2 separate regions of the Homo sapiens genome follow, and region 2 is linked to region 1. Evidence: chromatin loops called from intact Hi-C (ENCODE). Cell type or tissue: Caco-2. All regions are shown on one strand. Links, peaks and the distances in the headings refer to the core of each region. The heading gives the core; the rest is flanking DNA. Region 1 has its middle 65 kb from the start of NAV2-AS5. Region 2 holds the start of NAV2-AS4 (NAV2 antisense RNA 4).

Evidence for each region. Peaks named below come from ENCODE experiments on the same cell type or tissue, not always from the same donor. Only the 100,000 strongest peaks of a DNase experiment are listed, where the experiment ranks them.
Region 2: a loop joins it to region 1, with 4 times the contacts of the local background. A loop is called at or near these places in 2 of 110 quality-filtered maps.

What each region holds. Positions count from the first base shown.
Region 1 is chr11:19,435,720-19,448,122 of GRCh38, reverse strand. It overlaps a transcript of NAV2 not described here. Among named protein-coding and RNA genes, the nearest start is that of NAV2-AS5, 65 kb to the left of the region's middle. RefSeq lists enhancers at 5,532-5,621, 5,033-6,232. In Caco-2, for the core only: no CTCF peak of the experiment used is centred there; a DNase peak (open chromatin) is centred at 5,702.
Region 2 is chr11:19,518,916-19,531,318 of GRCh38, reverse strand. It overlaps NAV2-AS4 (NAV2 antisense RNA 4), which reads left to right and starts at 7,241. Exons shown (of 4, transcript NR_033989.1): 1 at 7,241-7,433; 2 at 11,425-11,569. It also overlaps a transcript of NAV2 not described here. In Caco-2, for the core only: no CTCF peak of the experiment used is centred there; DNase peaks (open chromatin) are centred at 5,368, 6,759 and 7,038.

The DNA.
Region 1 (12,403 bases), core at 2,533-10,532:
AGCTCCCTAATTATTATAGTCTGTTTCCATGTCTGCCTCCCTTACCAGATTGTGTGTCCCTTGAGGGCAGGGCTGGGCCATGACAGCACCCTTCTTCCTTTAACCACTTGTGGTGGGCAACAGCTCAAGCTAAACCAGGGTGCGTGTTTGGTCAGAGGAGAGAGAGGAAGGTGGGAGGGTCTGGATTTGTGTGTTCTGAGCTGCTCATTGGGAGCTGGGGGTGAGCATGGAGGCGGGGGTCCCTGTGCCTCATCTCTCATATCTCACTGCAAGAATCCAGCAGAAGGACCTGCTGATGGAACGTCAAGGCTAAGGAAGACAGAAGCAGCACTTCTCCAGAAGCAGCACGTCTTACAAGTCAACCCAGTTCTACCCGGTCCAGAAAGGGACCTTCTGTGACTTATTCTGTGGGTAAGTGAAAGAGATACGGTCTCTGCCCATGAGGCAGGCTTACATTCTAAGTCAGGAGTGCTTGATATTTACCCCACCTATGTCATAGTGTTGTAAGAATTCAGGGTAATAACAATAGCAGCTCACTGAATGCTAGACCGTGAGCTAAGGGCTTTAAATGCATCGTCTCGCCTTCCCCCAAACCTCTGTGAGGTGGGAATTACTATCCTCACTTTCCACAGCAGGAAGCTGAGGTTAAGCACGTTTGTCCTGGTGTCTCAGCCAGGAAGTGGTGGAGCTGGAATCAAACCAACTCTACCAAACCCCAGAGCCCAGGCTCTGAACCTTCACCCCACACAACCGGTTCAGATGAGGGTGAGTGGAAATGCTTTGGAAACCACGAAGCAAGGTGCAAATGCCAATGATTATTTGGGTTCATAGGACAGACTGATGGAGAATCTATCTTGAAAAGAACCAGCCCACTCAATTTCAGAGATGACTCAAGTAATCTGGAAGAGATTGGCAGTATCATGTTTCCAACTAGTTTTGTTCATTTGGAAAAGGATTCAGGTTAGGATTAGAAAGCAGATAAACCTCTTTTACCGCAGGCCTCTGAGCAACAGTGGCTCTCAGTATCCCAAGTTGTGAGTGGGGCAAAATCTTCTTGATTCCGGGGAGGGGATACATAGAACTCCCTTCTGGTCCAGCAGGCAGCATAGTAACCTCACTTCCTCATGCAATGTTCTTTTCCTCACTATTGTCTCCCCTCCTTGGAGAGAAGTAGAATCACAGGTGCCTGGAGGACTTTCATGGCACTAGAGAGACCAGGCTGACGCTTGGCTCCCCTTTCCCTGGTCCCAGGCTACATCAACATCTGTTCCACACTGTTGTTTGGGGGTCATGAGACCTCCAGTCTGTAATGGGATGGTCATATTCAAAAGGACAATGGCCTTTACAATGACCTGGTTCTCCCTCCCCACCAGGCTCTGGCTCCCACATTTGAGGTGCTCCAAGCAGTTCAGCGGTTCAGCTGTTTGCATTAATGATGACTCTGGCGGCAGGCAGGCAGGCAGGCAGGCACACCGTCTGAGATGCAGTCCTCATTCTTGTTATCGAATCCCCTAAAGCAATTGCTAACCCCCTGCTATCACCTGGCAGGCTAGAAGGAGCTCATTAAGAGGCAGAAAACTCCCCAACATGTCCAAAAACTCCATTCTCTGGAGAGCTGCCCACTGAGGCAGATAAACCTTGAGTTGTGTCAACTTTCATTTAAACCCAAACAACCTCTGGCCTTGTTCTCTGTGTCGGCTGAGCCTTGGTTAATGTCACAGAACATATACTAAAAGGAACTGGGAGGGAAGGAAGAAAGGATGCAAAATTTGTATTTAAATTGCTCCTCCCCAATCCTTAAAAACATGGAGGCATCTAGGAACCCATAGCTATGATTCTCTGGTGGTGGGAGGGAGGGGTTTTCTAGCCAAGAGAACTAAGATCCCTGATCCTGTGCTTCAAACGAGGCTACTTGGTTCCACTTTCATTACCTTAGTCTGGGAAAGTGAGGATAGGTGAATGTAGAGCTAGATAATCAAATCGTTGTTTTTCTTGTGTTGTTTCCTGAAGAAATTCTATAGATGAGACTGAGCAAACTAAGATCTGGAAAAAGTCTTGAAGATGCACAGCATGGTAAAGCAAAATGACTTGGGCTTTGCACCACAAAGACATTGTTGACACAAGGACATATGACAGGATGACATAGCTAAGAAGTTGAGTCTACAACAGAGAATGGGCAAGTGACTTAATCTCGCTTTCTGCCTCAGTATTTCTCACCTGTACTATGGGGATAATAACATCACCTACCTTGTAAACTATTGGAAAGATTAAATGATATGGTTGCTCTGTTTAGAGCCTAATATGGTACCTGGCACATGTAACTTCCCTCCATCTCCCTTTCTCTCTTATTTAAAAAAAAAAAAAAAAAAAATCAGAGGCCCAGAGACAATAAAGAGGGCTGCCAAAAGCCACAGAGCTAGATCCAGCTAGTGGAAATGGGCAAGTATCAGTCTCCTAACACTTTCTGCTTTTTCCTAGCTACATCTTGACATTCTGCTGAATTACCCTTGGCAAATGGATGTGGCTCGAGAGACCAGAGTCCCTACCCAGTTAAAATTCAAATCTTAGCTCCAAAATTTACTATGTGAATATGGCATAATTCCATCAAGTACCTTGTATCAGCTTCCTTATCTATAAAGTGGGGATCATAGCAACTTCATAAGGTTTGTGATGAGGATTAAACAAGTTAACATGAATAAAGTGCCTAGTCCCATGCCTGGTGCCTCCCAGGAGTTCAGAGTCCCCTCCCTCAGCTCCTTCTTCACTGTATCTCCCACAGTGTCCAGCACAGTGCTCTACCTGCAGGATGTATTCTGATCTTTGTTGGCCAGTAGGACTAAAAAAAAACCACCTGCCAGAAAAATGTAGCCTTCTGGTCACCAAATTCAAAGGGGGCCCTGTCTATCTTCAGGACCACATTCCTTATTTCCTCTTCCCGTGTTTGACTGTCTGTTTTGCACCTGTGCACCATGTTCTCAATCTTCTGCATGCCTCTCTTCAACCCCAGGACCAGACCACAGTCCACCTCCCATTCACCCAGTGCCTGATTCTCCATTGATAAATAATGATGGTGGTGATGATGAAGATGGAGATGATGATGGCAGTGATAGCAGAGATGGTGGTTGTGGTAGTTAACTTTTATTGAACTTTTACTCTGGGCCAGACATTTTCCTATTCTTCATATAGATTTCTTTCTCCAAGTCCCATAATATCCATATGCCTATTTATAAAAAAGTTTAAGTAATTCACAGGGCTAAGTGATGGAGTTGGAATTCACATCTAGGCATTCTAACTCCAGAGTCTACACAGTTAACCACTAGAAAAGCCTGAAAACGACCTCTCAGGGGAGATCTTATTCTATATTTTATAATAATTAGTAATAATATAATAATTAGTAATAATAATAATAAAGGAACAACAGCAATAACAATGTAATTATTAAGGTAGTATTAGCTGCTTTAACAGGTAAGATCCAAACTCTTGGTGGTTCAACACAAAGGGAACTCATTCCTTGTTCATACAGAGTTCAATGATAGAGTGAGGGGAGGAGCAGGTGGGCAGTGGGGGGCCGGTTCTACAGCCATTCAGGGATCCAGGCTGATGGTTGCTGCACCATCTTCAGCACATGGTTAAACCACAGCAAGAACATTTTATGAGCCCATCTGGAAGAGGCATTACATCACTTCTATCCACGCTGTATTTGCCAGAACTTAGCCACATGACTTTCCCTAGATGCAAGAAAGGTTGAGGAATGGAGTTCCTGGCTGGGCAGGGCTTCTGAGCAATAACTCTTCACTGTGGAGGGGGAGCCCAAATCTTTGGAGACAGCTAGCCATTTCTACCACAAACAACAATAGCAGCAACCATAAAGATAATAATAAGGGCCAGGCACAGTGGCTCATGCCTGTAATCCCAGCACTTTGGGAAGCCCAGGCAGGCGGATCACAAGGTCAAGAGATGGAGACCATCCTGCCCAAGATGGTGAAACCTCGTCTCTACTAAAAATACAAAAATTAGCCAGTCGTGGTGTCATGGTGGCTGGTGCCTATAGTCCCAGCTACTCAGAAGGCTGAGGCAGGAGAATCACTTGAACCTGGGAAGCAGAGGTTGCAGTGAGCCGAGATTGCGCCACTGCACTCCACTCCAGCTTGGCAACAGAACAAGACTCCGTCTCAAAAAAATAATAATAACGATAATAATAATAATAAGAGGAGTTGTCCCTTATTGAACACTCACTACGCATCTATACTAGGCTCTGTGCTAAGTACTTGATACAATTATATCTACTTTTCTGAACTCTAAAACATAGATGTTATTATGCCTATTTTACAGAGAAGAAAACTGACATTTTAGAAGATGTGAAGAATTTGCTCAATCTCACACACCTATCAAGGGGCAGATCCAAATTCCAAGCCAGATGTCTTAGTCTGGGTCTTGTAGAAAGCAGAGCTTGAGCAGTGTAAACACTCTTTGGGAAGTGCAAGCCCAGGACAGTGAGAAAGAGGAGAGAAGAAAACCCATGTGAAGAAAGGAGCAAAAGGATGCAAAGAGATGCCTTAGTGTGCTGGCCACTGCTTTACCACAAGCTGCTGGCAGATGCAGCAGGTCACCTGACAGGTGTCCTTGCTCAGCATGTGGGACTTTCTGCAAAAGATTTGCAAGGACAAACTGTATCTCAGAGTGGTCCATGGCAGGGAGAGAGAGTGGGGATGCACTGCCCATCTCTTTCAAGTTTCTTCCTTCTCATTGGTCCAACTCCATGGAGAGCTGACTGTATACTTCTCCGTCATTGCAGACCATTGGTGGCCACTGAGAAGGTCAGAAACCATATCCTGCAGTGTAGCATTTCATCCAAGTGTCGCAGTGGAGGAGCAACTCAGCAAGGATAAGGCCTGGCATAGAGGGCATGAAGGCCATGCTGTCCCAGGGCTTCAGCTCAGAGATTCTAGCAAGGATGCTGCCATAGGTGGCAGCAGGACAAGGTAACTGTGACTTCAGGAAGAAGGAAGTGGTATGAGGAATATGATGCCCAAGATTCATGTCTCATTCCCAAAGCTCAAGCTCTTTTTACTACGTTACCTGGCCTCCCTCTCCAGTTAGATCTAAATGTGGGTGTTTCAGACACCTTGATGGGTAGGTAGGGGGACCTCTTTGGGCGGGACTGCATCTCAGATCTTATCCTAAAAGGGACCACATTTCTCCCGATGGTGGAAGGGGCAGCTGAAATTAAAACACCAAAAACACAGGACAATCCACTTCTAAGCTGCTTTAGTCAAGGGAAACAAGCACATTCTTGAAGCTACTGGAAGAGAGAGAATGATACTTTTTATATAGCCTATTGTCACACTTGCTGTAAAGGTTGGGACTCTAGGGCCAAGGCAGCCACAGGGGGACTTGTTTAAGTTTACACAGCCAGTTGGTGGCAGGGTGGAACCAGAGCCCTGGGCCCTTGCTATGATGCCACCATCTCCCAACATCACTGCAGGCTTCTGCAGGCCACCTGAGCCCTGCCCTCTGATCCTGGCCAGCTCTCCCACACCTGGGCTCTCCCAGCAACAGCAGAGAAAGGTCAACTTCTCACATTTGAGAAATGCACCTCCTTTCTAGCCATATCCACCACCAGCGCATGAGTCACCTCTCTGGGGAAAGCCCTCCTCTGTGTTGAGTCATTTCACCTTTGGTTTTGAGTGATTCCAAACCCACAGACGTAATTATCCTTATGTATCAGCCAGCCTTATCACAAGAACTCAGCAACTTGCCTGTGCCGCCAGCAAAAACCAGATAGGAGCGGGAACTGTTTGAAAGCCTCAGGCAATGAGCAGGGGAAATAGGAATGGAGGCCCAGCCTCTTGCCAGGCCAGCCCCCTTTCCTCAACCATTAGGATTTCTGAGAGGGCCTCTGGGATGATGGGGAGGAGGGAGAGTGCAGGTGTGAGTGCACACAGTCTCCCCTCCCCAGGGCCCTCACATTCGGAGCTCCACTCCACTTCCGCCACAGCAGTCCCTGTTTCTAAAACTGGAGATTGCTAGACCAGGAAATGGCAGGCCTGAGCCAGTGGTTCCCAAGCAGCCCTGCCCCGCCTGCCAAGCCATTAGGAGGAGGATTGAGATGATGGGGGAACAGAGCAGGCACAATTAAACCACACGTTGCTATCTTGCAAATGGCATGAGCAATGTGATTTAACAGCTCATTATTAATGGGAAAAATAGATAAGGACCAGGTTCGGTGTCCAGAGGAGAGCTCCCAGACCAAATTGAATACGTGCTAATGCTTGCTTTCAAGCCAGCGGCTGACAGAAGGGTGGATTCCACTCCTGCCCAACTTAGCACCCCCAGCCCCTGGCTCCCTGCTGAAGCCAAGGGAGAAAATGGGCTCCGATAAATTGTCTGCTGCAACCAACATCCTCTCTTTGAGAATAACAACCACAAGAGAAGCACCACATCTGTTGTTTCACAAAATTGGTTAAAAAATAAATAAGAAGTAGCAGCCCACTTACAAGTGCCCACCATAAGACAGAATGAAGGAGTGGGTTGTTTCTAAAAGATTAGGAAGAAATGACGTGCAATGACTTCAGTCTTCTCTGAATCAGATCTCAGTTTCATGCTCTTACTGCTATCTGTACACAGGGCATTGTCAGCCTGTTGAAGGGTGTGTGTGTGTGTGTGTGTGTGTGCGTGTGTGTGTGTGTGTGTCCCAGTGTCCTTTCTTGTACCTCTCCGATCTGTTCTCCTCACAGCAGCCAATGTGATTTGATCACATATCTCTCATGTTTAAAACATTTCAATATCTCACTAGGACTCTTAAGTCAAAAACCAAAATCTCCAACATGGCTGAGAGACCTTGTAGGGGAATCTCCTCCAGGCTCTAGACCCATCCATCTCCAGCCATTCTCCTAGATGATCCCCAGGGTCCAGCCACACTGGCCTTTTGTCCTGCCAAGGCCTTTGCATCGTATTCCTCCCCCGGCATGAGACATTCTTCCCACCTCCTTTTGCCCCTTCTAAACCTAGTTAAACATCAATATCTCAATAAAGGCTTCCTGGGCTTTCTCCTTTATGTGCCCTTCCATCATCCTGTACATCTTCTTTGTATCATGTGCCACAGTTTTAATTACACAATTATTTGTATGGTTAGTTATTTAATGCCTGTTTTCCTCATTACACTGCAAACAATGACAGCAAGGTCAAACTGCATTTTTTCTGTACTGGTTTCTAGACGCTGTGGAAGATTGGCCTACTTAGCGATGGGGCAGAGGTGTTTCAAGATGTTTATCCTGCACAAAGAAAATAATGGGAATAGTTGTTGAGGGAGGGTGAAGGTTAAACCAAGCCTCCATTCATTCATTGAGTTAGTCAATCACCTAGAGTTCACTGAATGCCTAGTCGATGCCAGGAGGTGTGTAGACTGGGCAGTCAGGTTCAACAGTTAACAAGACAGCCATGGCTTGGTATTCTGTGCCCATCTCTCACCCCCTTACCATACTTGACTGCACTTAACCTAACACAGTCAGTACTTTCAGCATCCTCAGTACCAAATAAATGTTCAATGCAAGAATGAATGACTAGAGTTATATAAGACTCCCATGAGACAATCAGCCAGGAGCATAACCTAGCCCCTCTCCTTACCCCGTTCTCAACTTCCCAGACCCACCCTCTATTCCAACCATACCGACCCCAGCAGCTTGGACAATACTAGTTACACCCTTGTACAGGTTACAACCTTTCCCTTTGCCTAACTCCAACTCATCCTGAAGCACTTGGTTTAACCATCACTTCCTTCAGGATGCCTTCCCTGTCCTGACCATCACCACCACCACCACCCTCACTAGACCCAAGACTGACAACTTAAGACTGAGTTGGGATTCTTGCCATGGCTTCCCATAGCACCCACTATCTCCCCTGCTAATTGTCTGTCCTCCCCACTAGACAGTAGCTTCATGCAGACAGCAACCACGTCCATCTGGTATACCAGCCATTTGCCTGACACATAGTAGGCCCTGAAAGATTATTTTTTACGTGTGTGATCGACTAAACATTTGAGTGGCAATTGAACATAAAGAAAGAATGCTTCTATTATCTAGCTTTTAATTATATAACTTCAAATACATGGGCGTTTTGCTGAAGGTCTGGTCAAAAGGGTAAGTTACTTTTAAAAATTGTACTTGTAATTAATTTTTTTAAACCAATTTGTATGTTACTCTCAATATCCCACATTATCCTTGGCTATACCTGCAGCCCTGGGTAATGAGGACTGATGTTCAGAATGAATGGAAGATTAAATCACGCTCAGCGCATGTAAGAAAAATGAATTCTGACATGTTCTAAGGATTTTTAACAAGGGTTGAAACAAAAGAGGATTTCTAATTAACCCTCAGTTACCTAGGAAATTGCATCAGTCACAGTGTTCATTCATAAAAATGTATTTCTTGATCATGTCATGTATGAATGATTAAGGAGCCAAATATGTGAATGAGCACATTGGGACATAGAAAATAAACACAGGTATCATGTTGGGCCTATTACATAGGTTATCCCATCCACAGCTCGCAACCTCTCTGTGAGGTCAATATTATCACTGCCACTTTTTTTTAACTTTTAAATTCAGGGGTACATGTGCAGGTTTGTTACATAAGTAAAATGAATGACTCTTCCTATATCCTTTTTCTAAGGACCGGTGTGATTATGTGGTGCCCATCTGGATGATCCAGGGTAATCTCATTTCAGGAGGTTTGTTGTACAAAATTTCATCACCCAGGTATTAAGCCTAGTACCTATTAGTTATTTTTTTCTGATCCTCTCTCTCCTCCTACCCTCCACCCTCTTATAGACCCCAGTGTGTATCACTGCCACTTAGCTGGTATGATATTGTGATACAATAAGAAATATATATTTGGTCTTTGTCTTGGGTTCCTGGCAGAGAGTTTCTAAAACGCTTGGAACTTCCCGAGCCATAGGAGTGAAAGGAGCATCTTTTGCTATTCATACAAGCCCCTTCCAACCACACCTGAGTTTATGATAATGAGGTGACCCTTTGTGGGCCCCTAGAAAACTTCAAGATGGGGGCTGGCTGCCAGAGGAACCAACCATGCAATTAGAGGATTGGAGCAATCAGCCCTCTCCACTCCCCAATTCCAGGGAGGAGGGAGGGGCTGGCGATTGAGCTAATCACTAATGGCCAATGATTTAATCAATTATGCCACTTAATGAAACCTCTACAAAAAAAAAAATCTCTAAACTTCTAAGTTTAGACAGCCTTTGGGTTTAGAGAGCCTTTGGGTTGGAATGCATCCACATGCCAGGAGGGTGGCACACTCTAATTTTACAGAATGGAGACTCCTGCAATCAGGATCTTTCCAGACCTCATCTTATGCAACTCTCCTTTGGACTACTAATCTGTACCGTTTATAATAAACCAGTCAATGTAAATAAAATGCTTTCCTGAGTTCTGTGAGCCATTCTAGCAAATTATCAAACCCAAGGAAGGAGGTGTGGAAAATCCTAATTTATAGCTGATTGGTCAATGTCACTGGGTAGTTAGAGTCAGAATTGAATGGAATTGTTGGAATGGTTGGTGTCTGGAGAGTATGAAAATTGGTTGTTGGTGTGGAAAACCCTCACATTTGGTGTTAGAAGTGTTATGAGTTAAAAACAGATCATAGTAGCTGGTAAAACAGACTCTGAGATACAGAATAAGTTCCCCAGGATTGCACAGGTGACAAGGGCTAAAGACAAGATTTGAGAATAGGGCTGCTTGCATCCAAACCTGTGCTTCCCCTGCTCCCTGTCTTGCCACACACAGTGGTTGATGACTGCTACTTAATCTTCGGAAGCCTCAGCTTCTTCACCTGTAGACTGGGATAACAATAGTACCCATGAGGTTGCTGTTAAGGATTGACAAGACAGTCCATGGAGAGTACCTTGGTGCACATTAAAGCACAACGATGAGGCCACAGGGAACTCCTCTTTTAACCCTGAGAATGAAATGACTATAGAACAAGGGATGGGTGATAGTGGATCAGAAGTCAGGTGAGGCCAGAGTCAAAAGTAGAAGCACTTTATGTCATTGCCAAGGAGGCGGCTTGGAACCTAGCCCCAGTGAAGGCTTTTCATTCTTTTAAGAATTCATTCCAGAGACATTAAATCACCAGTGATTATGTTGGCACAGAGGGTGATATTATGGAGAAAAATACACATATCAATGACTCAGAAGTGATTCTGAAAACTCAGCCTCTAATTGGAGATGTTTGAGGAATACTTATTCAATGTATTTTGCCTGTCTTTTTTATGCTTGCACAATAGTTATATGATAGAAAGTTATGTCTAGTTAAGTATAAGAAAACTTTATAATGGGTAGAAACATTTGAAGTGATGAGAATGCATCGTTTCATAGTTTAATTGGCAGTAACTTTTTTTTCTGAGTGGCACATAAATCATAGTGAATGTTATAACCAATGGTTTTTGAGATTTGATGAAATGCAACAACCTTTTTACAAATAGACATTTGGATATTTGACCCATTTGTGAGCTTTAACTGCCTAAAGAAGGAATTCAGCCAAAGGTATAAAAGACTATTGTCCCCAGTATTTTCCAGAGTTAATTTTGCTGGAAAATAATGGTGCAAAGAAAGACAAGAGGACAGAAGGAAGGGGATGGAAAAGAGAAAAGGGAAGCAGAGTGTGGGGTGGGGTTGGAAACAGATTGTATATATTAACACTTGGATACAGGTTTAATCTGATTGATAGGAATAAATATTTAAAGGATGACACCAAGACACTGTGAAATCCTCAGTCATCAAGCAGAGATTACCATGTACATTTGGGAAGATAGTGGGTTTTGAGTTGAAAGTTTTCCAAGGATTGGAAAAAAGTATTTGTCTGGTTAGCCTTAAGTAATCAGAAACTAATGAACCTGGGACCTTCCAGTTAAATGAGTTGATAGTAGTAGCTTTATCTCATGAGTGGTCAGTTTCCTTTGTGATAGATCACATTATCTAGAAATGCACTGCTGCTTTCACAGTCTTGCCTACCTCATTTTAGTAATTAGGCAAGAAAAAGAAAGAAAAGGCATCCAAATAGTAAAGGAAGAAGTGAAACTGTCTCTGCTGACTACATGATCTTATGTATAGAAAATCCTTTAGACTCCACCAAAAATGTGTTATAACTTATAAAAGAACTTAGTAAAGTTACAGGATATAAAATCAATATACAGACACCAGTAGCATTTCTATACACTAACAATGAACTATTTGAAAAAAGAAATTATGAAAACAATCCTATTTATAAAAGCATCAAAGAAAATAAGATTTAACCCAGGAAATGAAAGCTCTGTATACTGAAAAGCATAAAATATTGATAAAAAATTGAAGATGACACAAATAAACGGAAAGGTGTTTCCATGTCTTCTAACCTATGTTCATGAAGTAGAACAATTAGTATTGTTAAAATGTCCATACTACCCAAAGCAATCTATAGATTCAATGAAATCCCTATCAAAATTCCAATGTCATTTTTCACAGAAATAGGAAAAACAATCCTAAAATTCAATGGAACCATGAGAGACCCCAAATAGCCAAAGCAATATTGACCAAAGGAAAAAAAACAAAGCTTGGTGGCATCACACTACAAGATTTCAAAATGTATTACAAAGCTATAGTAATCAAAACAGCATGTTACTGGCATAAAAACACACATAGACCAATGGAATAGGCTACAGAGCCCAGAAATAAATTCACATATCTATGATCAACTGCTTTTCAACAAAGATGCCAAGAACACACAATGGGGGAAAGAACAGTCTCTTAAATAAACAATTTTCGGATAACTGGACATCTACATGCAGAATAATGAAATTAAATTCTTGACTTATGCCATATATAAGAATCAAGTCAAAATGGATTAAAGACTTAAACACTTAAATATCAGACCTGGAACTGAAAAATTACTAGAGGCAAACATAGGAGAAAAGCTCTATGATGCTTGTCTGGGCAATGATTTCTTGGATGTGACCCCAAAATCATAGGCAACGAAAGCAAAAATAAACAAATGGGACTGCATCACACTAAAAAGCTCCACAACAAAGGAAGCAATTAATAGAATGAAGAGACGACACAGAGACTGGGGGGAAATATTTGCAAATCATACATTGGATAAGGAGCTGATATCCAAAATAGATGAAGAACTCAAATTTCTCAATAACAAGAACACAAATAACCGTATTAAAAAATAGGCAAAGGACTTGAATACTTTCTGAAATGAAGACATACAAATGGCCAACAGATATAGGAAAAATGCTCAACATCTCAATCATCAGCAAAATGAAACTTAAAACCACAATGAGCTATCATCTCACACCTGTTAGGCTGGCTATTATCAAAAAGGCAAAGATGACAAGTGTTGGTGAGACT
Region 2 (12,403 bases), core at 2,052-10,051, 84 kb before region 1:
TGCCCAAATCACTCCCTGCCTCCTTACTCTGGTTCATTTTTAAAGTAACTTATAATTAGGTGCTATTACATATATTTCTTTCTTTCCATGTCTATCTTCTGTTTCCCCTACCAGAATGTGAGCCCCATGAAGGCAAAGATTTTATCTGTCATGTTTAGTGCCTAATCCCTACTCTCTAGCATAGTCTATATATTTCTTCAATACCTACTCTATGCCAGGCAATAAATACATAAATACATAGAAATAGTAGTAATCTTTGTTGGATGAATATTATAAATATTTGTTGAAATACATACCGATATTTAATAAATAAATACTAGTTGGTAAATGAAGTATATATAAATATTTGTTGAGTGAATCAGTTTTCACAGGATAATGCTTTCAAGGGAGCAATGACTTTGAAGTCAAACTAACCTGAGTTCAAATTCTGAATATACTACTTCGTGGCTGTGGGACTTGGCAGATTCATTTAAACTCTCAGCCTGTTTCTAATCTGTATAATTGGAAGAATTAGGCCGACCTTTCAGGGCTGTTTTGAGTTAATGTGCATACAGTGCCTGCACAGTCCATGACACATAGCAGGTGCTTGGTTTTTTATCGTTTATTACTTTATTACTGTTGTTCCAACCTCTACATTTAGCCACGGAGCTCTGGAGCTTGTCACAAAACCACAGCACATTTCCGTGGCAGGTGAACTCAGACAGAAGCACAGCGGTGTCCATGCTTTGGGGGTGGGAAGACTTGGATTCAAGTCCACGTGATACCATCCATCAGCAGGGTGACCCTGGGCATGCCATTTAACCCCTCTGAGCTTCAGTGTTCTCAGGCATGAAGAGGAAATAATGACCACATCTATTTCATACAATTGCTGTGAGCCCTTCTGGTGTGCATGATATGCGTGTAAAGCACATAGGGCATAGCCAATTCTAAGCAAATGCTACCTTGCATTATTACCATCTAACCTGACAGAGCTCAGTCCCTGCCTCGTGATGCCCAGGGTGCTGCTTTGAGCTTCATGCCACCCTGCCTGCCTGTGGATACACACAGTGGTAGGAGCTTGCAAAGGCTGTCCTGTAACTACAGCTACCTCCTAAGAAACAATCACACCCCACCCCACACAGAGGCAGTCCCCACACCGCCTCTTTGCTGGGGTCACCAGAATGCTAATGCCAGGCTATGGTCCTGCCTGCAAGTGATCTTCCTCACCACTTCCAGTGGTGACAATGGTGACTTGCTCAGGGGACTTCTGACCCTCCAGCTGCCACCAGTGTGCTTTGTTGGGCCGATGGTTTCCACTGGGGGAAGGGAGACAGACAAATGCTGATTTTTCCATTCGAAATATCCCATGACCTTCCAGCAACCTCCCACACCCCTAGAGGAGGAGGTCAATGGTAGTAAAAAAGATGTTTTGTTTTCCTTCTGTAAAGAAAAATGACGCTTTGTGTTCCACTCTAAATTATCTTTCTGACTGGAACCCAACTAATTCAGAAGTTAGAACACCTATGTAGGGCAGGAGGCCCGCTGGTCTCTTCACCGGTCACTGAGTGATTTGAAGAGGTTACTGTGTGAGGGGCTCAGGACAAGGGGGTGCCCTGTCCTATTCCCTCAGCAACTTCCACCCCACATCAGCCACCAAGGGGAACCCTGGACCTCTGTGCTGGTGCTCCAGTGGTCCCTAGGGCAGAAAAGTTCCCGTACCCCTGGGACTTATATCCCAGGTGGGGAGACAGGCCCCAAAGGACATAAAGACATAAACAAGGTAACTTCCATTCGGGTAAGGGCTCCAAAGAAAAAGAAAAAGGCGACATGTTAGAGAATTACTGGGGATGGGGTGGGGCGGGTCTCAACTGACACTGTAATTGGGATGGTATTGGGGGGCCTCCCAGAGGAGGTGTCACTTCCATGTCCTTTCACACAAGTACACACTCTCTCAGGGAGCAGCTGTACCCCCAGCACTAAATCTACTGCCCAGCAAGAACTAGACAACCATGCGTATGTGTTAAATGTTAATCAATGCAATGAGATGTAGCTGTTTGTGGATCTAAATGCTTCTTAACTTTATGACTAACTCAGTAACTTCAGCTCCTGCTTTCCAAGAGCTAATCCAAGGAACAGACTACAGTGAAGTTTTCATGGGGCACCAATAACATGAGAAAAATAAAGACAATATTGGGAGTTTTTATACAAAAATCTAATTTTTTTAGTGTTTATTCTGAGATTAAGTTCTTTCCGACCTGGAGTGTGTGTGTGTGTGTGCACGCACGTGCCAAAACGCCCTTTCTTCTATAAAATAATGGTGCTGGATGTTCACTTTTTAGGTTTCTTTTTCTTTAATGTTTTTTCTTGGCAAAATAAGTTTCTACTCACTCTTTTTTTTTTTTTTTTTTTTTGAGATGGAGTCTCACTCTGTCACCGGGCTGGAGTGCAGTGGCATGATCTCAGCTAACTGCAAACTCCACCTCCCGAGTTCAAGTGATTCTCCTTCCTCAGCCTCCCGAGTAGCTGGGACTACAAGTGTGCATCATCACACCAGGCTAATTTCTGTATTTTTAGTAGAGACAGGGTTTCACCATATTGGCCAGGATGGTTTCGATCTCTTGACCTCGTGATCTGCCCATCTCAGCCTCCCAAAGCGCTGGGATTACAGGCATAAGCCACCGTGCCCGGCCTTCCCATTCTTAAAAAATGGGAACCACTGTTTTATAGACTTTTTACTTGGCAGCCTGAAGGCTAAAGGAAAGCTAGCTTCATTTTGGAAGGGAGCTGGCAAATGCCTTCCAGCCGCCTCTGCCCACCTGCCGGAGTCCATCCCTGTTTTGGCAGTGAGGTGATGGGGTTTCAGGTCTTTGGAAGTCAGACAGTGTGTATGAGAAATGGACTCACCTGCAGTTTCAGTAAAGGATGAAAAATAAGAGACATGGCGCACTGTTCTCTCAGCAGTGTCCCTAAACTGCAAAATGCTCCTTCTCACTAAAAATTACTGGGGATGAGGGAAGGCAAAGACCAGAAGGTCATGAAAAGAACTGCCCAGGGTCCATGATGGCTGATTTACAGCAGATTTATGCAAAAGATCTTCCTCAAACCACCTCCTTTTCTGCTACCATTTTTCTTTTCCCTTTGTCCCTCCATGGTCCCCTCCCAGATTAAAAACATGAAACTGGGGTGGGAGAAGAAGCACTGGGAGTGTGCTATGTTTCCTCGATACAAAAATTATTAATCCTTCATGCCTGCCATGTACCACACAGCAGGGAACGTGGCTTGATTTCACAAAGCTCTGGGAAAACTTCCCCACTGCCATGTCCCTACCATTTGTTAAGAGAAACAATTGCAGCCTGATTCCCAGGATTGTGTGTGTGTGTGTGTGTGTGTGTGTGTGTGTGTCAGGGCAGGGAGCTATCTCCTTGTGACTTGGCTGCACCCTCAACCCCACAGGGAAGTGGCAGGGAGGTCTGTAGAATTCCCCTCTGTAGGAGTGCTGGTGGGAGGTGGGCTTGACCAGTCAGAAGGGACCACCCCAGATGCAAATCAAGAGCCTAAGTCAGAGTGCATTCCAAGTGTGTGGACCCTAAGACAGACAAAAAGACATCATATACTTTGCAAAATACTGTGAGAGATCAAGCTGCAGAAGTTCATGATTGGCATCTGATAAATTCAAGAGAGTGCTGGATGCGGAGAGAGTTGCTGAGTGGACGGGGTGGGGGTGGGGCTGGTGCTACCATGTCCAGGCTAGGAAAAGCAGTTTCAATGGGCTGGAGAGCCTGATGTCTGTCCACTGGAAAGTTGAAGCTCATTGGACTGGTGCCTGATACAGACTTGGGAAAGTTAAAGGCAAGGGAGTGTGGCTATCGGCTGGGAGATAATGAAAGATGGAGAGAGAGAAAGAGCAATGAATTAGTCAATTTTCATGCTGCTGACAAAGACACACCTGAGACTGGGTAATTTATAAAGAAAAAGGGGTTTAATGGACTCACATTTCCACATGGCTGGGGAGGCCTCATAATCGTGACAGAAGGCAAAAGGTACATCTTACATGGCAGCAGACTACAGAGAATGAGAGTCACGCAAAAGGGGAAACCCTTTATAAAACCATCAGATCTCGTGAGACTTATTCATTACCATGAGAACAGTATGGGGGAAACTGCCCTCATGATTCAGTTATCTCCCACAAGGTCCCTCCCACAACACGTGGGAATTATGAGAGCTACAATTCAAGACGAGATTTGGATGGGGACACAGCCAAACCATATCAAGAGAGATAAACAATAGAGATGGTGGGGGTGGGAGGGTTGGAGAAAGATGCCATAGCATGGAGAAATAAACCAACTCTCCCTCCCCAGCAGCAGCCAAGGAGCCATGAACCCCAGGGACCTAGGATGTCCTCAGGAATGTTGGCCTGAGAAGGAAAGCTGGGATGAAGAAGAATTACCACTACCTTACTCCCAAGGTCTGTGGGTACAAAAATGGTATTTTCCAGATATGGACTTTGTGTAACAGAAAGTTGGCCCAGGGAAGTAATGGACCTCAGCAGAAAGCTGGAATGAACTTCAGATTTCCTAAGGGGTTGCCAAGCCAGTGGTGGCCTCATGATCAAGTGCAATCAGCCAGGTCAGGGGACTGTAGGAGAGCTTCCCCAGCCATCCTGGGGACTCTGAGAAAGTGGGAAAGACCTCTACTGCAGAGTGGGTTTTAAATGTCTGCCAATAAGCACAAGCACACCAGGCAAGTAAGAACTGTCTTTCCCTCTTTTCCCCTTCTTCTTCATCCAATCCTGGAGTGTGCAGTGAGTAAACAATGGGTGAAAAAAGAACAGAGAAAGAGATAAGAGGCCAATCATATTCATTCCCCCGAGACAAGGCTGACTCTGAAGCTGACTTTAGAAAGAGAAGGGGAGAAGATTGATCTCCAATTCAAATGCAGAGTTGGAATTAGCACACAGGACTGGGAATTCCAATTACAGAACTGAGGCTGTGTTTTGTGACTTCAAGTTATGCAAGATATTACCTAACAGAGGACGAAAACATTGTGGGGCCTCTTTGAGTTTTCACTGCAGGGGAGAAGAAAACACTGAGAGACAAAAATGAAGTCATGTTCTGCTCATTCTAAGAGTTATGCTTGATTAAAACACAGTGAATCAGGAACCAGGAGGAGCTGTAATGGCCCTGGGGTGATTTTTTTAAAAAGACAAGGCAGAAAGGACAGGTCTGCCTTCGTGACACTGTGGCAGTAGGGCCATGTGTGGACCTCTCAGCATGATGCTGAAAGAGAAGGAAACCTTCTTCTGGGGCAACATTTCACAATGCCCACCCAAACCTTTGCACCTCCTGACAGGGAGGCGGGGAACATTATCAGGAGAGGTGGGACCTGTCCCCGAGACCTGGGCCTCCACCCTAGGATACACGTCCAGCTTCCCCTAAGCCTGAAGACTGGTTTTTCTGAACTACCAATCTCAGCAGGTCATCAGATAAATACCTGGGATTCCATATCAATGAGGGAGAAAGGTTAAACTTCCTCAAAGGAAGGGAGGGCAGGTAGGTTATCTCCAGGAGGCATTTTTTGTCTCCTAGATAAGAAAATGCAGAATGAGGGCACTGTTCCACGATGTGATAGGTATTTCTCCAACCACTTCTTCTGTGGGAACAAGACTATCCCCGCAGTTTTGCCTGCAACCCCCTCACTGAGAGAAGTGCCCACTTTGCAAAGATGGGCAGGTTCTCGCTGAAGTTGCTTCCTACCTCAGGGACTACCCAGCCTTCTAACCTTCTTCCCCTGCGTGGCTCCCTGGGCACACAGACTTGTCAACACCTTCGTAAAGAAGATGCGTGGTTTCCACATCACTAACGACAGACCGCAGTCCTCACTTCCTCTGCCTGCACCCCCTCTTCTATTTCACTCAGACCAAGTTTGGTGGCAGGCTCAAGGAAGCATATCCAACACCACTTAAGAAATTCATTCTAGAGTGGTTTGGGATTGGCACACAGCAAAGCCTGAGCATTTCTGATGATCTGAAACATGGTGTAGGAAAGGGGCCACTGGAGACCAACACGTGGCTTCAGCTCTGCCACCTACTTGCCATGTGTCCTTGGGCAAATCAGTGCACCTCTCTGGGGCCCAGTTTCCCCATCTGTCAATGACACAGGTTGGACAGTAAGATCCTTTCTAGCTCTAATGAACTCCAGTTCTGTGAAATCTGCTATGGCTTAGGACACACTGCACTTTAGCTTGAATTTATGACCCAGACAACTATTTGAACACAAATTTGATATTTCTTTTATGGAGAAATGAATGACATTCACAGGGTAATAACTAGGAAGCCATTTCAAACCCGGGATTAACAGGAAGAAAAAAACCCCACATCTCCAAACTTGCTAAATATAATTGTGTTTACACAACACTGATCTTATATGCCACTCTAAACACGAAGCTGTGTCTGTTAGCTGAAGTCAAAGGGCCTGGATATCACAATCCTAAATAACAATTGTAGAAAGCCTAGAAGCTTGTAAAGAATTAGCAGGAAAGAGACACCATCTCCTAGGGAAGTCCTTAGAGCTTAGGAAAATTTGAGAGTGGGGTGCTGGGACTTCCCAATGTGAAATTAATATCTTAAAAAAAGATAAAAACAATAAAGTCCCCAAACTTCTGCAAGCTTTCCAAGAGTCTGTTACAAGCCTGGCCCTTTTAGGCCCAGCCCCCCACCAAAGCCAGTACTGACGTCAGCTCACTGTCTCCATAGCCGGCAGCCCTGGGAGCTGAACTCACTAGATCAATGAAAACATCAACCATGCCAGACGTGCCTGCCCTGCTCCAAGCCTGCCAAGGAGCCAGGGGTTCAGGTGCAGAGCCGGGCCATCTGTCATTAGGCTCTGCTGTTAATTGCTGTGCTAATGAACAAGGTTTGAACTGGAGGCACGAAACGCACATGCAGATTTACACACAGCTCTGTAGTACTGTGTCCCATTCCCTGACAAGCTAGCACAGTCTCTTGGATGCAAAGGTAAAGGTGGCCAAGTGACATCACACACACAGACGTTGCATAACCCAACCAGCAGATACTCCAAGTGGCAGATGTGCAGAATTTTTCAGCTAGGTGCTCATTCCTCCAGTCATCCATCTACTCAACAAATACTGGCTTGGTCGTGGCCACCATGTCAAATGCCAGGGCTCCAGAGATGACAACAACAGGGTCCCTACCCTCAGGGGATCATATCCTACCAGGGGAGATAGAGAGGTGAACAAACAGGACAAATACAGGTTGACAAGTGCTAAGAGAGAAGTCAGAGGCTGTGGGAACAGAGAGGAGGAGTATCTAACCAGCCTGGAGTATCTGGAAGACTTCCTGAAGGAGGAGAAAACACCTGGGCTAAATCTTAAAGGAAGACCAGAAGCTACCCAGGGAAAGAAGTGAAGGAAGGCATTATAAACAGAGAGGCCAGGAGGTAAGAGAGAACTTCAGTGTCTGGGGACACAGGGAGTCAGATACAGGAGGCTCAGAGTGGGCGATGGGAGGTGAAGAGTGAAGACACTGGGGTATAGAGAGTGAGGATGCTGGAGAAGAAGGTGGGGTGCAGATGGTGACGAGTCCTGAAGAGCAATTGCTTTGCAAACCTTGATCAAGCTCTTGCAATGTGCAAACGATGGCATTAAGTCAATGTGGGGGCCCTTGCCCTCATGGCACATGGACTTCCTAGAGGAGAAAGAAGAAGAGTGGCTCGGAAGAAGAAGAAATGTCACCAGACTGAGTTAGTCAGAGAAGGCCTCGCTCTAGAGGAAGCAGAACTGGGCCTCCAGCTTCAGGCAGAACTTCAACAGGTGAGCCAGTGCCACCACCCAGATGTTTTGTGTATGTTGCCTCACCAAATCAATGATGACATGACATCTTCCCATTTTCCAGGTAGGGAAACTGAGGCCCAGAAAGCTTAAATAGTTTGGGAGCTGGGAAGTGGAACAGGAGGGATGCACTGTTCCTGACTCCAGAGCCTGTGCCCCATCCATTTCACCTTGCTGCTCCCCAAGGCTTTCCTGGTCAAGGGAACAGCCTGACAAGCATGGGGAAGGCATGTGAAAGGCACACAGGAGGACCGGGCAGGAGGCGGTTTTCACTGGAGAAGGGAGTTCGTGTGGAGGAGATGGGGGCCTTGGGTGTGGAGTGATGGTCAACAGAGCAGCACAAGCTTCAGCTTTGAAGTCTAGGAGCCCAGGGACAAGTGAGGTACCCTCTCCTGGCTGCAGACTTCTCACTGCAAAATGGGACCTAACACCTGCTTCCTCTGGATGAATTCTCCAATGAGAACCCAGTGAGATAATGAGTCGAGTGCTTAGGAGATGGCCTCATGCCTTGTGAGTCCTCAACTGTGGATGATATGATCATTTTAATCAACAGCCATCATTATTCCCAATAATAATAACTGCAAGTAAGACCCCGGAGGTAGGTTGGGGCTGGTATATGGAGGACGCTGAGCTCTAGGCAGCCATGCCATCAGGATTCTGTTGACATTGGGGAATTAAAGTGACAATTCTTAAGAACAGACGTGAAATAACAGCTTGGACAGAGCATGTTCTCTTCTACAGAATAACACAGCAACTCCCTTATTCAGAAGTGTCATGATTTTTCTCCTATGCAGAAAAATTGTATCACAGTGAAGAAAGGCATGCCCAACACTTCAAATGCTGGCCACAAGGTGCCAGTGGGGGTGACAGTGACCATCTGAAGGCTGGACACACACCAGTGGCACTCCAGTGGTGAGGAGGCTCAGGAGGGCCTCATGGGTTCCAGCAGGGGCCAGGGGCACTCTGGATACCCCCGGCTGGTGAGGAGGGAAGAAGGCGGGGTCACTGTTGCTGGCCCCTTACTGCTGACACTATGAGCCTCTTGAAGGTGTGGGGCCTCATCCTCTAAGCTGTTTATCGCTGAAAATCAGAAACCTCTGGAGGCCACACTCCTGTAAACACAGAAGCAGATGCTCCCTGGACCACTCCTCTCTCTATCAAAAAGAATAAGGCAGTGGGCTCCTCCTCCAGTGGTGGGCTTGGAGACGATGGAGGGAGGCGAATGCCTTGTGAGGGGTGCAATGTGGCTTCATTTTGAGCCTGTCTCCCACCTTCTTGCTGTTCTGCAGAAGAGGGAGGCTGTGTGGTGGCTTCCAAGCGGCACAGCCATCCTTGAGGAAGGCAAGTGGGATCTGGCGTATGTCGGGCACCAACAAGTCCTTGAGCTCATTTACTGTCTTGTGACCTCTCTATGTAGCAGGCCTTATCCTCACTTTACAAACAAAAATGTGGCCCCAAAAGGGCAAATGACTGTCCAAGCCATGCAGCTAGTAGGCCACTGAGCTGGATCCAAACCCATCTGCCTAAACTCTAAAACCCCAGTTTTAGCCCCTGCCAAATTCTGCCTCTCAGAGCAGAGGGTGGGAGAGAGAGTAGTTGGCTACAGTTCTTCACAAAAGTGATTGAATGATAGTGGCCAAAGAGAAAGGAAGGGTCCAGAGCCATGCAGAGGGACAGTCCTGGGTTTGCATTTCTGCTGGAGCGACCGTTGGCACGTTACTTATTCCCTCTGATTCCTGCTTCCTCATCTGGAAAATGGATCTCAGAAGGCCTATGTGCAGGGTGGTTGTGAAGACCAGACACAAAAGACTGAAGCCCTTGGACTTCAATAAGTGCTCACTGATATCAGATATAATTATTGGTTATTATTACAGAGTGGCAGATAGGGTAAGGAGCTCCTCAAATATCCCCACTAACGCATAAGATAGGTCAAGAATGAAACTGTGAGCTGCACAGGGCGTGAGAATTTTCTTCTGCCTCCCCGATAACTGGATCCTTTATTGCTGAGCACTTATGTACATTATCTAATTTCATCTTACCCAAAACTCAGAAACTAAATGTCCCATCACTTAGAGAGCCAGCTCCGATTTGGCCGTGGATTCTAAAGCCTGTGCTCCTCAAAGCTTGGCTCTCTGCTGCTGTGGATCACAGCTACCTAGGACTTGGGGACTGGCCTCTGGGTCCATGGTCTCCAAGAGGAAGCCTGGTGTCTCCTCACAGCCCCCTCACCCTCCTCTCAGAGGGTCTGCCCAGCAGTAGCACGTGACTCAATCACTCTTCTAAACCCAGTGGCAACCACTGGCCACCCACTATGAATGACCCAAGTGGAAGAGTTCTCTCCAGATGGGGAGACGCAGGGTTCAGCTTGGAGTGTTTGGGTTCCAAGGCCCATCACCACGCCCCGCCTCATGGCCAAATGGCTGTTGGACCCAAATGCAGGCTTGCAGGGTCCAAATAAACCAGATAGGCAGGCGCATGGGCCTTCTTAAAAGATTCCAAGGCTGTTCTTCCATTCCCTTTCCATCAAACCGCTGCCTCAGCCCACAGCGAGGGCCAGGGGAGCTGTAAAATCCCCATTTGCCACAATTAGCAGATGAGTAATGAAATGGTAATGGCAGCCAGCAGTGGCCTCTGCTCTCCCAAGGCCCACGCCCCTGCCTCCTGTGAGTGCCAGCTTGGGACTGAGACCAGCAGAGCACCTGGTACCCAGAGGTACCTGGAGACACACCACTGGGCCCTCGCTTGGCAAAGTGCATCTTCCTGTTCCCCCTTCCTGAAATCTGAGCTGTCTTTGATATTCCTGGGGAGCTCATGTCCTCTATGAGAGGCCTTAGCTTAGGGTCTCCAAAGATAGGGTAAAATAGGGGAGGGGGCCCTAGAGGATGGGAAAGGAGGAAGGAGGGAAAGGGGGAACAGCATTTGCATAGAGCTTGGGGCAGGAAGGAGCTGTCACTGAATGGAAAGCAGGCAGCGTGGCTGAAACACACAGTGAGGTACAGGATTGGGAGGCAAAGACAGTCAGGTACACTGAGGTATGGGACAGGGAGGCAGAGACAATCAGGTGGGCCCCACAGGCCACGGGGCGGATTTTGCCTCAGGGTTGGCAGGGCATCCCATGGCTTCTTCCCTTCTGCCCTGGCAAGTCATTTAATACTTTTCTAGTTTTCAGCAGCATTTTAAAATTCATCTGTAGCTGGCCGTGCGTGCCTGAAAATGAGCTGGTGTCAGCTCCTGGGCTGTTGTCTAGTAAAATGCCCATGAGTGTTTGTTTATGAGTGCATCGCAATAAAAGGATTAGAGGCAGCCATATCCTTCCAGGGGTCCCTGTGGTCAGTGGCTGCCTGAGCGTGGAGGAGAGTGGAGCTCTGGGCACCCTGCCAGGAAACACTCTGTCTCCTTTGGTCCAGCAAAGAAAGGACCTCAGTGCCCTCAGGCCCTAAGAGTAAAGTTAAAGAAAGCCTGGGCCAGAGAGAAAGAGTTATCCCTCCAAATGCTTCCGTCTTGCTTAGTTAATCTAATCTGCTTTATGTAGCACAAAATAAACACAACCCCTAATTAGCAGGTTCATGCTGCAGCTGAATTCTCAAACGCGCTTCACAGATTCCAGCCTCAGCATTCCCAGAGAAGGCCCAGGATCTCCCTGAGAGGCCCAGTTGGTGTTTGTGGAATCATCACTCCTCTGGTGATCACGCAGTTTGCCTCACTTTCTCCATGGAGCTCTTTGCTAAAGGACATTCTCCTCCAGGTCAGTGCTCCAGCCAGCCAGCCCCAGCCTGGAGGGTCTGCTTAAATGAGATGGGAGGGGTAACATGGTGCATTGACATGCTGGGCTGAATCTCAAACCAAGGCAGGGGCAGCCTTCCTGAATGTCAAACCTGGAAAAGGGGGATTCTGTCATTCCTTCTTTCATTCAGCAACTAGTTACAGAGCACGCACTCTCTGTTAGGTGGCAGAGGGAGCTAGAGCTACATCATCAGGGTTCAAACCCTGGCTCTACCGTCTCCGAGCTCTGTGGCCTTGAGCAAGGGACTTACTGCTTTGTGCCTCAGTTGCTCCACCCATAAAATGGTGATAATGAAAGCACACATGTTAAAAGGAAACGTGAAGATTAAATAAGGCATAAAGAGTTAGGACAGCCCCTAGCACACAATAAGCACCTTACGAGAGCCCATGCTGCATGAAGGCAGAACTGTGCACCTGCCTTGTTCATCATTTTATCCAGGCACCTGGGAAGCCTGCCCTGAGAGGCCCAGTTGGTATTTGGTGGTAGAAGGCAGGTGTTCCACAAAGATTTTGGGAACGAATTATGAATTAATGAAGTTGAGTGGTTGTTCTTGTTATTATTATTATTGTTGTTAATATTGCTTACTTCAGGCTGCTATAACAAAATACCATAGACTGGGTGGCTTATAAACAACAGATATTTATTTTTCACAGTTCTAGAAGCTGGAAGTCTCAGATCAGGGTGCCAGCATGGCCAGGTTCTGGTGAGGGCCCTCTTCTGGGTGGCAGACTCTCATCTCATTGTTTCGTTTCCTTACACAGCAGAAAAGGTGAGGGAGCTCTATGGGGTCCCTTT